Linked DNA regions of Homo sapiens: region 2 is linked to region 1. Evidence: chromatin contacts called from ENCODE Hi-C or POLR2A ChIA-PET data. All regions are on one chromosome and are shown on one strand. The core of a region is the stretch at or near the end of the contact, and the rest is flanking DNA. Distances in the headings are between cores, read along the strand shown. Region 1 overlaps STRIP1 (striatin interacting protein 1). Region 2 overlaps SLC6A17 (solute carrier family 6 member 17).

Region 1 (6,110 bases), core at 2,354-4,853:
CGAGCTCATCCTCAGAAAGATGCCAGGAATTCCTTCCTAGATCCAAAGGAGAGTCAAGTACAAGCAGAAAAGCCAGAGGTACTGAGAAAGAGGCTTATACTGTAGGGATTATGTAGACCCAGAGAGGGAGAACCATGTGTACAACACATTTCTCTCAAAGTGGCATTCTCCCTGGCTCTCTGGGGTCAGAGGGAGGAACCTGGAGATCTTCTCCTTTGCTCATTCTCTCTCAACTCCCCAACCAGGTACCGTGTGCCACTGTGGGCCTGCACACATTCACAGGGCATTGAGAGTACAGACACAGTCATTCAGCCATGGTGGTATATTCCAGAAACGCAACAACGCAGCAACACGCACACACAGAGCAGCCCAGGTGGGCAGGGGAGACACACTGTGGGCGAAAGAAGAGTGCCTGCAGAGGCCTAGTAGTGGGAACCACACGGCTATGTTCAGGGACTGAGCACTCCCTGTGCCTGGAGCTCTGGGTATGATGGAGGCTGGACTGACAGCCCGTAACAAGGTTGAAAAGGAAGCTGGGTCAGATTACAGAGGAGGAGAATGAAAAAGGACGAGGGAGCCTCACATGCCCTGCCTGAGTCTGAATCTAATTCTAAGGGAAATAGGAAGCTAATGAAGGATTTTACTCAGGGAGGTAACAGCACAGGATCTGCATGTTGAAAAGATTCACTAGGGGGCCGGGCGCAGTGGCTCACGCTTGTAATCCCAACACTCTGGGAGGCCGAGGCTGGTGGATCGCTTGAACCCAGGAGTTCAAGAACCCCCTGAGAAGGCTGGGCACAGTGGATCATGCCTGTAATCCCAGCACTTTGGGAGGCCGAGGTGGGTGCATCTCTTGAGGCCAGGAACTCGAGGCCAGCCTGGCTAACACAGTGAAACCCCATCTCTACAAAAAATACAAAAATTAGCTGGACATGGTGGCGTGCAGCTGTAGTCCCAGCTACTTGGGAGGCTGAGGGGGGAGAATCGCTTAAACCTGGGGGGCAGAGGTTGCAGTGAGCTGAGACTGTGCCACTGCAATCCAGCCTGGGCGACAGAATCTCTGTCTCAAAAGAAAAAAAAGACCACCCTGGGAAACATGGTGAAACCCTGTCTCTATAAAAAAGATACAATTAGGTGGGCACAGTGGCATGTGCCTGTGGTTCCAGCTACTCAGGAGGCTAAGGCAGGAGGATAGTTTGAGCCCAGGAGGCAGATGTTGTGGTGAGCCAGGATCGCACTCTAGCCTGGGCAACAGAGCGAGACCCTATCTTTAAAAAACATCAAAGTAAAAAAGGATCACTAGGGAAATCTGAGACACTGATGGAGGGGAAGAAATTAGAGGCAGGGAAGTCAGTCAAGAGCTGTAAGAGTTTAGGTGGCCAAAATGGGGATGAAAAGAGGGGACACAGTCTTATGACAATTTCTAGAAAAGGAATGACTTGGAGGTACAAGGAGAGATGGGGATGATCGCAGATGCCAAGGCTGGGTAGCTTCTCAAAGTCCTTCCTAGAGTGCCCATCCTGATGCTACAAAAGCAGGAGCTGGGCTCCTTCCTGTTCCTTGGGGGGAAGCTCAGGGCAGAGAAGTACCTGAGTACCACGGGCAGGGAGTGAAAGATGTCACTTTTCCCGACACACTCCCACCCAAATCTGGCTGAGTGCAGAGTCTCACCATTGCCGTATGCCCAGTCGTCGTTCAGCCGATGCCGCACCTTCTGGTAGATGGCAGACATGGTCTTCATGTTGCTCTTTCGCCACTGCCGCCCCAAGTATTTGGTCTGTACCTTGAGCAGCTTCAGCACATAGAGCTGCATCATGGCTTGTTTCACCTTTAGGGCCCGCTTCAAGATGGGGGCTGACTTGAACACCACCAGCATCTGGGAAGGGAAACAAGCAAGCAGCCCAAGTTGAAGACAAAAATAAATGCATACATCCCAGGTCACACTGCTGCTTAACCCTTTGGAAGTTACTGTCAGGGTGACAAACCATCCCAGTTTCCCTTGGACTGAAGAGTTTCCTGATACATAGGACTTTAAATGCTAAAACCAGTAGAGTTCCAGACAAACCAGGATGGTTGGTCACCCTAACTATGTGTCACTTTGGAATCTGAAGAAAGCTATGGATTCCTTCCAGAAACATTCCGGTGTACATGTACACACAGTTATCAGAGGATTCAAGGACCTCCCCACCCCAAAGGCATCCACAGACCCAGAGTTAAGGAAGATTCTCAGAACCCTGATTATGTTACCAATCAAGATTAAGACGACATGGAAAAAGTTCTTCTATAAATGTAGATTTGTTTCAGTGCATGACTGGGCCTCTTCCAGCTTCCAGTTCAATTCATCAAGGAACTGGGAATTGGCCCTTAAAATGCAAGGATACGGCTACAGCAAAGTTAAGTGAGAAGGCACAGTGAGCCCCACCCTGGGGACTCCCTGCTCCCAGCACTCTTCTTTGAGCTCCAAGTTCCAAGCCTGCTGACTACACTGACTCACTTACCATTGTCCTTGAATGCTTCCACTTTGTCAGCTTGTTCAAGATCCGAAGCAGATTGATACAAGAAAAGAGGTTCCTCCAGCAAAATTGGTTACTGTCACCTGCTTCCTGCAGGGTAAACCCAGGAACAATCAGCCCTCATGGCTGCAGTGTGTGCAGCAGTTTCCAAAAGTCCCTCACACATGATCTCAGGACAGCCGGGTCTCCAGGCCTCTACCAGGAATCCCCTGCTCTCAGAGCAGCCCCAGGACTCCATCCCAGAAGCTGGCAGGGGACTAGGGGAAGAGGGAGGCTCCCTAGACTTTTCCTGCAGGAAATATGAACCATGATACTGGGAGCTGTGGCCTTGGGCTGCCCCAGAGCTCCTACTGCCGAGTCCAGTGTTGAGGGAGAGAAGCCCTCTACTAGGTGAGCTCTGGATCAGCAGCCCCTGAAGACCACACTCCCTGACTAATCCCTAAATCCAAATCTCTCTGCTCTGCAAGAGCCCTCCTCCTGGCCCTTCTGTACACTTACAGTGCTTTAAAAGCCGGGCACTCCACAGTGATTTCACCTGCGGGAGACACCTCTATTCCTGCAGTGTTGGGGTAGGCAGGCTCTCTACCCACTGACCCTGGTGCCAAAAGGACAGCTGAGGAGAGCCCAGCCACTCACCAAACTCTCCGCCGTCAGCTCTGGCAGCTCATGCACCACGCAGTGAGGGTAATCCAGGACAGAAATGCTGCAGAGGGGAGAGGAACCAGATGCCCACCATGAGCAAAGGCCCAGGGCCTGGTGGAGCAGCCGTGCCTGAGCCAGCTCCCAGCTTTCCTCCCTCACTTGTTGGAGCAGAAGTAGGAATCTACCTGATGTGTCCCACCCCAGTTTCCCCACCTATAAGATGAGGAAATATCTGTTACAAGAGAACTTGTAAAGCACCCCTGTAGCCAGAGGCCAGCTTGTTGATCTTGTAAGGGGAAGAGACCCTCACAGCTTCCCCCACAGCAATCAATGTGGGGCGGGGGAGGAGATAGCTCAGGGCAACTAATTTATGCCAAACCTTTCTGGAGACAGGGTCTGGCCGGCGCCCTGTGGTATATCACACTGACGAGCAAGTAATGTCAAGCACAGCTGGCACCAGGCCAACAGCAGGGGCTAAGAGTCAGCAGATAGGGCATTACAAGGCACATGGCCGAGCCCCTTAGAGACAGCAAGCAGCCCATGGACTCCTCAAAAAAAAAAAAAAAAAGTACAGAAGGGACAGGGAGGAAAGTACTAGATCCTGGGATGAAAACCCTCCTGCCCAGGCACAGACCAAGTCACCTGGGGCAGGACTAGCTAGACTCAGATTTGACACAGTGGGCTCTCCACAGGCAGAGGCCATGTCTCATTTATCTTTATGTCTTGATGCCTAGCACAGTGCTGGCTCGTAGGTGCTGGAAAAATGGACACAGTGGGAAATACCAGCTGGGAACTCTGCCGTCTGACCATATCCACCCCTTCATGGTCCCTGGCCCTCATCACCTGTTCTTGGCAGTGATGTAGGACATGATGTTTTGATTGAAGAACTTTAGGATCAAAGGAATGCAGTTGGCAAACACCAGGTGCTGGGCCATGTATTCAAACTGAAGCCAACAGGAAAAAAAAAAAAAAAAAAAGGCGCGGCCCTTGGGACCTTGCCCTCTTTCCTCCAGGGATGAAAGGCCTTGGCTGAAGGGCCATGTCTTAGAACATTCATGCAGAGTTCAAGTGGGTCAAAGGCCAAGGCCCCCGTTCTTGTGGGCTGGAGGAGCAGCAGTGCCCGAGGCCCCAGCCCACAGGACAGGAGGGAAAGCCCTGTGGGTACCTGGTAGACATGGTTCAACTTAAAGTGCTTGAGCAGCAGCAGCAGGACAGCAGAAATGGCCTTAACAATGACCTCTTTGTGGCGGTTTACATCCACCCCCAGCTTCATGCTCTGCAACACTGTGGTGCTGGAAACATAATTGCCTGGGTAAGCCACCAGCATGCGCAGTACCTCATTTCTAGGTGCCCACAGAAAAGATGGACTCCGGAGCCTCCCTGGGCAAAGACTCCTACCTCCCCACTCACCCCAAGGACATCTCAGAAGTCAGCCGAGGGCTCCCCCATCCACCTCCCAAGCAATGTAGCCTCGCACAATTTATTTCTTCCCCATGATGCCCTCAAATACATTCTCAGTCTGTTTCTCTGCCTTTCCTCCAAAAATGAACTTCTTCTCCTTTCCAAGATCTCCCCTAAGCTTCTGCTGCCATATTAACCTGAGTTCTCCAAATGTGTTCTGTGGAATACCAGGATATTGGCAAGTTTCATGTCATGGAAAAAAAGGGTTTTGGAGTAAGATAAATTTAGGAAGCACTGAGTTACATTGGTTTCTTAATTCAGGACTTCTCATTGTACATCTTTGTAAGAGGAATTCCTCCTTATAAGAGAAATCCATGAATCAAATATACAGTATTTGACTCTAGAACCTTTTTTCCAAGGACCATCACATGATGGCCTAGTGTTCTGTGATCCTCCCTCTGGTGTTAGCCAACCCCTGCCTCCTCCCTCAGCCGGCCATCACTGCCATACTCCGGGGCCACAGCCACCCAGGAGCTGGGCTCAGGGCTGGTGGCCCAGGCAGGCAGAAGATCAGGTCAAGGTCCAGGTCCTTCTCAAAGTAGAACATGATCTCAATCTGGACTCTCACATGAAAGACAAGTACAGGGCACAGGGCAGAAGAGCTCTGAAGAATCTCACTCTATCGCCCTGAGACATTTGCCAGCATTCTGCGTGCCCAATCACTGGCGAAAAGGGATGTCTCTATACCTGGCACAGGTTCAGCTGTTGCTGGCAAGCTGTCTACAAACTAACCCTCCTCATCCTGGGTGTCTCAATCACAGCTGGAGAGTGGGGCTTTGGGGAAATGTCCAGGGTGGCCCCATTCATTTTACAGAGGAGGAAATGACTTTCCCCAATTCACTCAGGAGTTTGCTCAGTGGTAGAGTCTACACTAGAATCCAGGCCAACAGGACCAAGCCATCTCCCCAACCAGTGAAACTCTTTAATCTCGTAGTTTCCTTTTTTTGGGTCAAAAATACCTACATTTAACCTGTAGAGCTGGGCCAACAACAACCAACCTGACAAGAGGAAAATGTTTGCCCTTCTCCATCTATCTTCTGCCCCACCTGCTTCATTCACAGAATGATACTCACGGCATCTCCTCAGGCAAGACGTCCGCTAGGATGTTGATTGAGTCTGTTTTGGCTTTTGAGGTGGGTGCTGCAGCCAACAGGATCTTCAGGAGGGCAATCTGGGAAGAGTAGACCATTCAGACACAGGTCTGAGAGCCCAGGGTCAAAATTAAGCTCTGAGCAGTCCTCCTGTTGGTCTGCAGGTGGCAGGAGGACGGCAGGGCCTGCTCTAAGGCCAGTGTAGTGGGAGTGTCCCACTGCAGGCACCACTCACCATATACTGAGGCAGGCTGGGGAGCAAGCCTTGGTAGAGGGTTTCTGCAGGGACTTGCTCAACTTCTTCTTCTCCCTTTTAACATAATGAGTACAAGCATAAAACCCCAGCCCAGAATACAATCTCCTGAGCCAGCTTCCTAGCTGGCTGGAGGAAAACCTGTAAACA
Region 2 (6,110 bases), core at 1,866-4,365, 150 kb before region 1:
GCCACCGCGCCTGCCACATGCACGCTAGCCCAGGGTCCGGCTGGCAAGACCTCTTGACACTTAGCATTTCTCCATCTAGAAAAGTAGAGATTGCTCCCACCTGGGCTAAGTTCCAGGAAAAACTGGTTCATTCCATTAGAGGAGTTAATTAGTCCTGATGGGCCCAGTCCCCTCCAGCAATATCCTGGGGAAAGGGGAAGCAGGTGTCTGGAGAGACAGGCCAAACTCAGGTTCCTCTTGGGTGCTCCTGAAGTCCAGGGATTCTTCCCTGCTTGGGTCAGCCCTGGGCAGAATGGAGGGACCCAGAACCCAGGCAGCTCAGACCCAGGGACAGAGAGCAGATCCCCACTGAGTCTTTATGCTCTGCAGCCAGGACTGTGCCTGGCATGGATCAATCTTTGTAAGGGTTTGTGGTTGAATGACAGGCATAGTCTTCTCCCATCTCAAGGTTTCTTCCCACCTAAGATGATGTAATTAAAGAATGCAGCAGCGTGCCTGGCACCAGTGAGTGTGCCAGGAAGGGAGATGCCCAAGTCAGATTGTGACTGCCTCTGCGAGCCAGGGACTCTTGCCTGGTCCTTTGTATATTCCCAGTGCTCAGCACAATCCCAGGCACTCAAAATACCTGATTCATGCTTGCTTGATGCATGGAATTAATGAGGCGGGGGGTGGCGGGGGAGGAGTCCTCCCTGTCAGTTTCTTGCTGTGTGGCAGAGAGTGCACTAGATTGGGAGTCAAGAAACCCAGGCATTGGCCCCGATCTTCCCCTTGCTTGGTTGTGGGAAGTCTGGTCTTTTCCTCTTTGGGCCTCCGTTTCCCCCATTGTTGTACAAGGAGGTTTGACCAGATAATCACTAAGGTTCATATTCTGGTTACTATTGTTATGAAACAAATTACCCCTAGTATGTAGTGATATAAACCCAACAGCCATTTTATTTTGTTTATTATTTTATGGGTCAGGAAATAAGGAAGGGCTCAGTTGAACAGTTCTTGCTTAGGGTCTCTTATGCAGCTACAATCAGATGTCAGCGGGCTGCAAACATCTGAAGCTCAGCTGGGCTAAACGTTCAGTATGCTGTGTTCATGTGGCTGGCAGTTGACACTGGCTGTTGGCTGGAAGCTCAGCTGAAGCTGTCAACCTAAGCATCTGCAAACATATCGCCTCCCTAGCATGGCAGTCTCAGGGTGGTTGGCTGTCTTACATGGCAGCTGGCTGCCTCTAGAATGAGTATCCCTAGAACACCAGGTGGAAGTGGCACGGCCTTTCCTAATCTAGCCTTGGAAGTCACATAGCATCACTTCTACTATACCCTGTTGGTCACAGGAAGCATTTGCTCACCCAGATTCAAGAGGAGGAGCATAGACTCCACTTTTGATGGGAGAAGTATTAAAAAGAATTTGGGGCCAACCAACAACAAAGAAAACAAAAACAAAACCCCACAATAGCCTTGTGGTCTGTGGAATACTTTAGCCTTGGCCCAAGTCCCTATGACTGGAGCTGTCTGGTGGTGACTGCTGGGGTGAACATGATAATGTACAGGATCAGTGAGACCCCCACACTCTGGTACTCCCTTTCCTGGAGAGAGTTCCTTTTCTGCCTTCCTTCCTTGGCTTCTCTGGATTTTAGGCTGAAACTGTCCTTTGTGAATAGCTTTAGGAGATGGCTCATTGCATGGGTGATGGGGCCCCCAGAATGAAGTAGGCCCCATGGCCTTGCCCAGGATCGCAAGAAGGAAGGAAGGAAATATTTAATGAGCACCTATTGTATCCCCATATGGAAAGAAGTCGATACTGTATTCCAGTAGATGTTACTGATGAAGTTCATTTTTCCCTCATACCATCTCTAAGGAAGAGATTTTATTGTCGTCCTCCTTTTACAGATCAGAAAATGGAGATTCCAGGGTTAAAGTGGCTTCCCCAAGGTGGTATGGTTGGCGACAGACCCATGATTCAAACCACTCATGCCACCTGCCCTGGGGCAAACCTGAGGCAGAAGCAGTGGCCTCACCTGTCCTCCTGCATGCCCTTCTCATCCTCCTCTGACTGCTCCCTCCACCCAGGGCCCAAACTTAACCACTCACCTCCCCACCAGAAATGACCTGCTGTGTGTCCCAGTTCTGTGTCTCTAAGCTGACATCCCCTCAGGAGAAGGCTTCCATGCATGTGCAGGTGACTGATGACAAAGATCCCTAACACTCTAGAATCAGCCCATTACATGGGCAGCCAGACTCTCCCCACTCCCCATCAACAAGGGGGGCTTCTGTGTGCCCTCCCCTTTATTTGGGCAGATGCTGTGACCCACAGAAGATGGTAGAGGTACTGTGCCATTTTCCAGCCCCAGGCCTTAAAAACCTGGCAGCTTCCACCTCCTGTCTCTTGAAATGGTCTCTCTGGGGACCCTAAGCCCTTCAGTCAGAAGTCTGGCCAAGTAGCCATGCTGGAGAGGCAGTTGTAGGTGCTCACTCTGGCCGGCAGGCCCAGCTGAACTCAGTCTTCCAGCCATTCTCACTGGAGTGCCCGGCATTTGAGTGAATGTGAGGGCAGCTGCCTTGGACCCTCCAGACTAGTTCGCTGCTAGTTGAATATCACTGAGTGACCTTGGTTGCCACCAGAAGAGTTGCTCAGACGAGTCCTGCCTGAATTCCTTACTCAGAAAACTGCGAGATAGAATGGTTGTTTTAAGCCGCTCAGACTTGGAGTAACTTGGAACACAGCAATAGATAACTGGACCAACATGTGTTATCTCATTGAATCTATTTATTATGTCTGTTTTACAGACTAGGACATTTAAGCTCAGAGCGATTAAATGACTCGCTCAAGGCCTCCCAGGAAGCAGGAAGCTGGGTGGCATTTGAACTTGAACTTGAGAAGTATGACTCTAGAGCTCCTTGGAACCAAAGCCCTTGTTATGCTGCATCTTGGTGGATCTGTGTGCCCCTCCTGGCAAGAGGGCTTGCATCTCAACCAAAAACATTACCTTCAACCAAAAGACTGAATACTTGACAAGGAGTGACTTTCAGCACCAGGCCATTTCCTGGTTTGAAAGATACATGGGGAGATGTGGAGTTATAGGGCCGGTCCCCTCCCTCTGCCAAACTCAGGACAGCAGGGGCTGATTTTATCTTTATTCATCTATAGCTGGCATGGAGCCTGTCCAGGGTGGGTACGTAATAAATGTTTGTTCAACAAATAAACTAACCCACAAAGGAATAAATGACAGAGAGGAAGGCAAGCAGACTATGATCTGGCGAGAAAGGTTTTCCTGCCATCTGGTGGCTATTCCTGGAACAACACTTTCTATGGCAAGAGAAGAAAATGGCAGGTTCCTTCAGGGTCCTTGGCTGTGTGCGTCTGAGTGCAAGCAGCATCATTCCAGCCTGGAGCTGGGTGGGGTGGGGGTGAGGCCTCCTCCAGGAGCCAGACTTCTTGTTTCTTTCAATGTCGGTGCTCCTAGAGGGTGAGGCAGGAAGAAGAGCTTCCCAGCCACCAGCACAGTCCGTTCTTCACAGTGCTGAGTATTCAGTGGGTGTTTAATAAATGAATACTTGGGGCTGGAATGTTAGAACAGAGGTGATGTCAGATCCCCTAGTTCGTCTTTACCTTCTACTGAAGTTTGCAAGAGGGATAGCTATCTTGAAGAGAGGGGCAGAACTTTAGAATATGCCTGTTCCAGGGGAGCCCACCCCCCCCCCAACCCAGCACCCAAGAGAGTCCTGGTCCTTGCTGTCAGACCTCTCAACACTGGCACCTTCCCACCCCTGTCCTTCCCTGAGGTGGGCCTCCACACACCCCACCCTTGCCAGGCTGACAAGTATAGCTTTTCCTGGTAGTCAGGTGGGACAGGAGTTTCCCCTACAGGGTCCTGTAAGAGACCACCAAATACCATCCTAATTTCAGATGCAGTTTCACCTGGAAAAATGTAGCCAGCAAAGGGTCTCCCTTAGGAAACGGTTGCAAAGATGACAGGAAATTAGACATGTGGAATCGCTGGACCCCAATAGGGCCCTCTACAAGTGTGTGCATTGTTAATACCTAGGACAATTCATAGGAAAATACAGATATGAACCTGTGCACACTCCCCGCGCTGCTCCTCAGCCAGCCAGCACCCACAACCCCCCTCAGCAGTCCTGTCCACCCATCCCAGTCCAAGCTTTTCACCCCAAAGCTTCCCGCAGGATCCTTGGCCACCCTTCCCTCTCCCTCATTGCAAGAGCAGGTGAGAAAGGCAAGAAGGGTTTGGTAAGAACAGACACTTTATTGCACACTATGGTGGGGGAGAGAGGAAGAGGGGTCTAGGGTGACAATGCCTCATCCCCTCCCCTGGGCTGAGTGGTTTTGACCCAGGGCTCTGACCAGCCATGGGACACATGGACTTGAATTGTTCTGAACTTATGCCAGAACCCAAAGTGACGGCCTGGTGTGTATGCTTGGGTCTGTATAAAGCAGAGCTTTCAATGAGAAGAGGCCCTAGGCCCCCTCCCCCAGCCAAAGTCATCGGGCCCCAGTGAAGCAGCAGACCTCACATCTCAGGGCCTATTTGAAGGATCCAGGGATGCTCAGGGAGCCAGGTTCATTCTAACCAGTTTAGTTTCCAGCTCTTTTCACAGTGGGGAGTACTCTGGGGGAGTGGGGTGGGGCGTGGGGGTGAGGAAGGGCAGAAAAGCAGCCCCTCCGCCTGGTAATACTGCAGGCCTGTGCAGTGCCTGGGACCGTGTCTCCTGGGCCCCAGCCTCATGACCCACACAGGCTGACTCGGAGCGGGGGTTCTCCTGGCACTGGGAAAGCAGCAACCCCTGCACATGTATTGCTGGAGGGCAGAAGCTGACCTCACTGGCATTAACTGATGTGCCCTACCTGTTCAGCCCCCATCTGGGCCTCGGGCTTCATGTTGCCTCAGTGAGGAGGGCGGAAGTCTCCCTGAGCAAGAAGCTGGTGATGGGGCTGGAGGGCAGGCAGAGGTAGGGGATCAGGGGACTGTTGACTCTTTCAGGCACATCCCTGCCCTGGAGTTCCCTCTGCCTTCTGGTGGGCACTGTGTGGACAGCACCAAAGCCAGTGGGGGTGGGGACCCTGTGAAGGGACTTGGGGACCTGGTCCTCTCCTGCTACCTCCTGCTCCTCCAGGATTCTGGGGCTGGATCTTAGCTCATCAGGTGACCCCACCTGCCTTTGACTCCAAAGGCATCAAAAGCACAGTGGGGAGGGGGCAGGCGGCCCTTTTCAAACACTGTCAGGACTGCGTCAACGGCAAATGCAGCAGTGCTATGAGATCCCTCTTGGGGTCTCGCCATCTTAAGAATCCTAGTACTTTTCCTCTGGAGAAGAGCTAGCGATTCTACTGGGAACAGCAAGAAGCTGACTGGTAAATAAATTTGAGGATTTTTTTTTTCCCTTAACGCCCTCCTTCCCTGTTTCTGGCAAACCCAGTGGTGTGAAGGCAATGAGTCACCAGCAAGAAACACATGCCTTTCCCCGTAGCAGGGGGCTCCCGAAGCACCCTGCCGGCCCTGAGGCTCCCAATAGAGCCAAGAGGAGGAGGAGGAGGCAGGGGGAGGGAGCGTGGTCTTCAGGAAGGTGGTGAACACTGGGAGTCACAGATCAGCACGCTACACACACCCACACTCACGTATGTGCACACCATACACACAGCACGCACACACACACCCCGAGCTCTAGGCCCTACGTCTAACACACAGCGAAGACACAGCAAAAGGCTACAACGAGCACTAGCGCGCCCACACCTAGCAAGCACACAGCCCCAGCTCAGCCCCTCCCGCTGGGGCCTGGCCCAGCCACACGCTACAAAATTAAAAATATATCAAATATACAATGAAAATAGATCTGTACAGCACTGAGGATGAAAATAGTCCACCAGCCACAGTATAATATTGGGTTTGTCATTTAACAGCATTTACACCCACATGTACAGAGTGAATATACAATAGAAACAGAATATATAGAAGAGTATATATAGTAGAGTGTCTCTCCTGGGGCTCTGCTTTTCCTGTTGCTAATTCTGCTTGGGATTTGGCAAGGGGCCAGGTAGGAGGTGTTGTCGGGTGAGGGGGACTGCGGTGGGATGTTGTGCCCCAAAAGCTCATCTCTTTGGGG

What was found. A loop is a pair of places that touch in the nucleus more often than their neighbours do. ChIA-PET counts read pairs that join two places held with the same protein, here RNA polymerase II (POLR2A). Pooled maps may share reads with other maps.
Region 2: a map of PC-9 shows a loop between it and region 1 (6-fold over the local background). The contact joins two enhancer-like sites. A Hi-C loop is called at or near these places in 1 of 168 maps with a recorded cell type or tissue (PC-9) and 8 of 50 pooled maps. POLR2A ChIA-PET finds 5 or more read pairs at or near these places in 1 of 52 experiments (activated CD4-positive, alpha-beta T cell).

The regions. Positions count from the first base shown.
Region 1 is chr1:110,047,449-110,053,558 of GRCh38, reverse strand. It overlaps STRIP1 (striatin interacting protein 1), which reads right to left. Exons shown (of 21, transcript NM_033088.4): 14 at 5,943-6,017; 15 at 5,690-5,787; 16 at 4,321-4,447; 17 at 3,999-4,099; 18 at 3,150-3,216; 19 at 2,499-2,603; 20 at 1,672-1,876. Among named protein-coding and RNA genes, the nearest start is that of STRIP1, 16 kb to the right of the region's middle. Within about 2 kb of position 3,603, at least 5 of the 41 ENCODE cell types and tissues checked have a DNase peak (open chromatin) inside an H3K27ac peak, as active enhancers do.
Region 2 is chr1:110,200,328-110,206,437 of GRCh38, reverse strand. SLC6A17 (solute carrier family 6 member 17) reads right to left here. Exons shown (of 12, transcript NM_001010898.4): 12 at 4,236-6,110. Among named protein-coding and RNA genes, the nearest start is that of KCNC4-DT, 6.6 kb to the left of the region's middle. RefSeq lists an enhancer at 3,343-3,392. Within about 2 kb of position 3,115, at least 2 of the 41 ENCODE cell types and tissues checked have a DNase peak (open chromatin) inside an H3K27ac peak, as active enhancers do.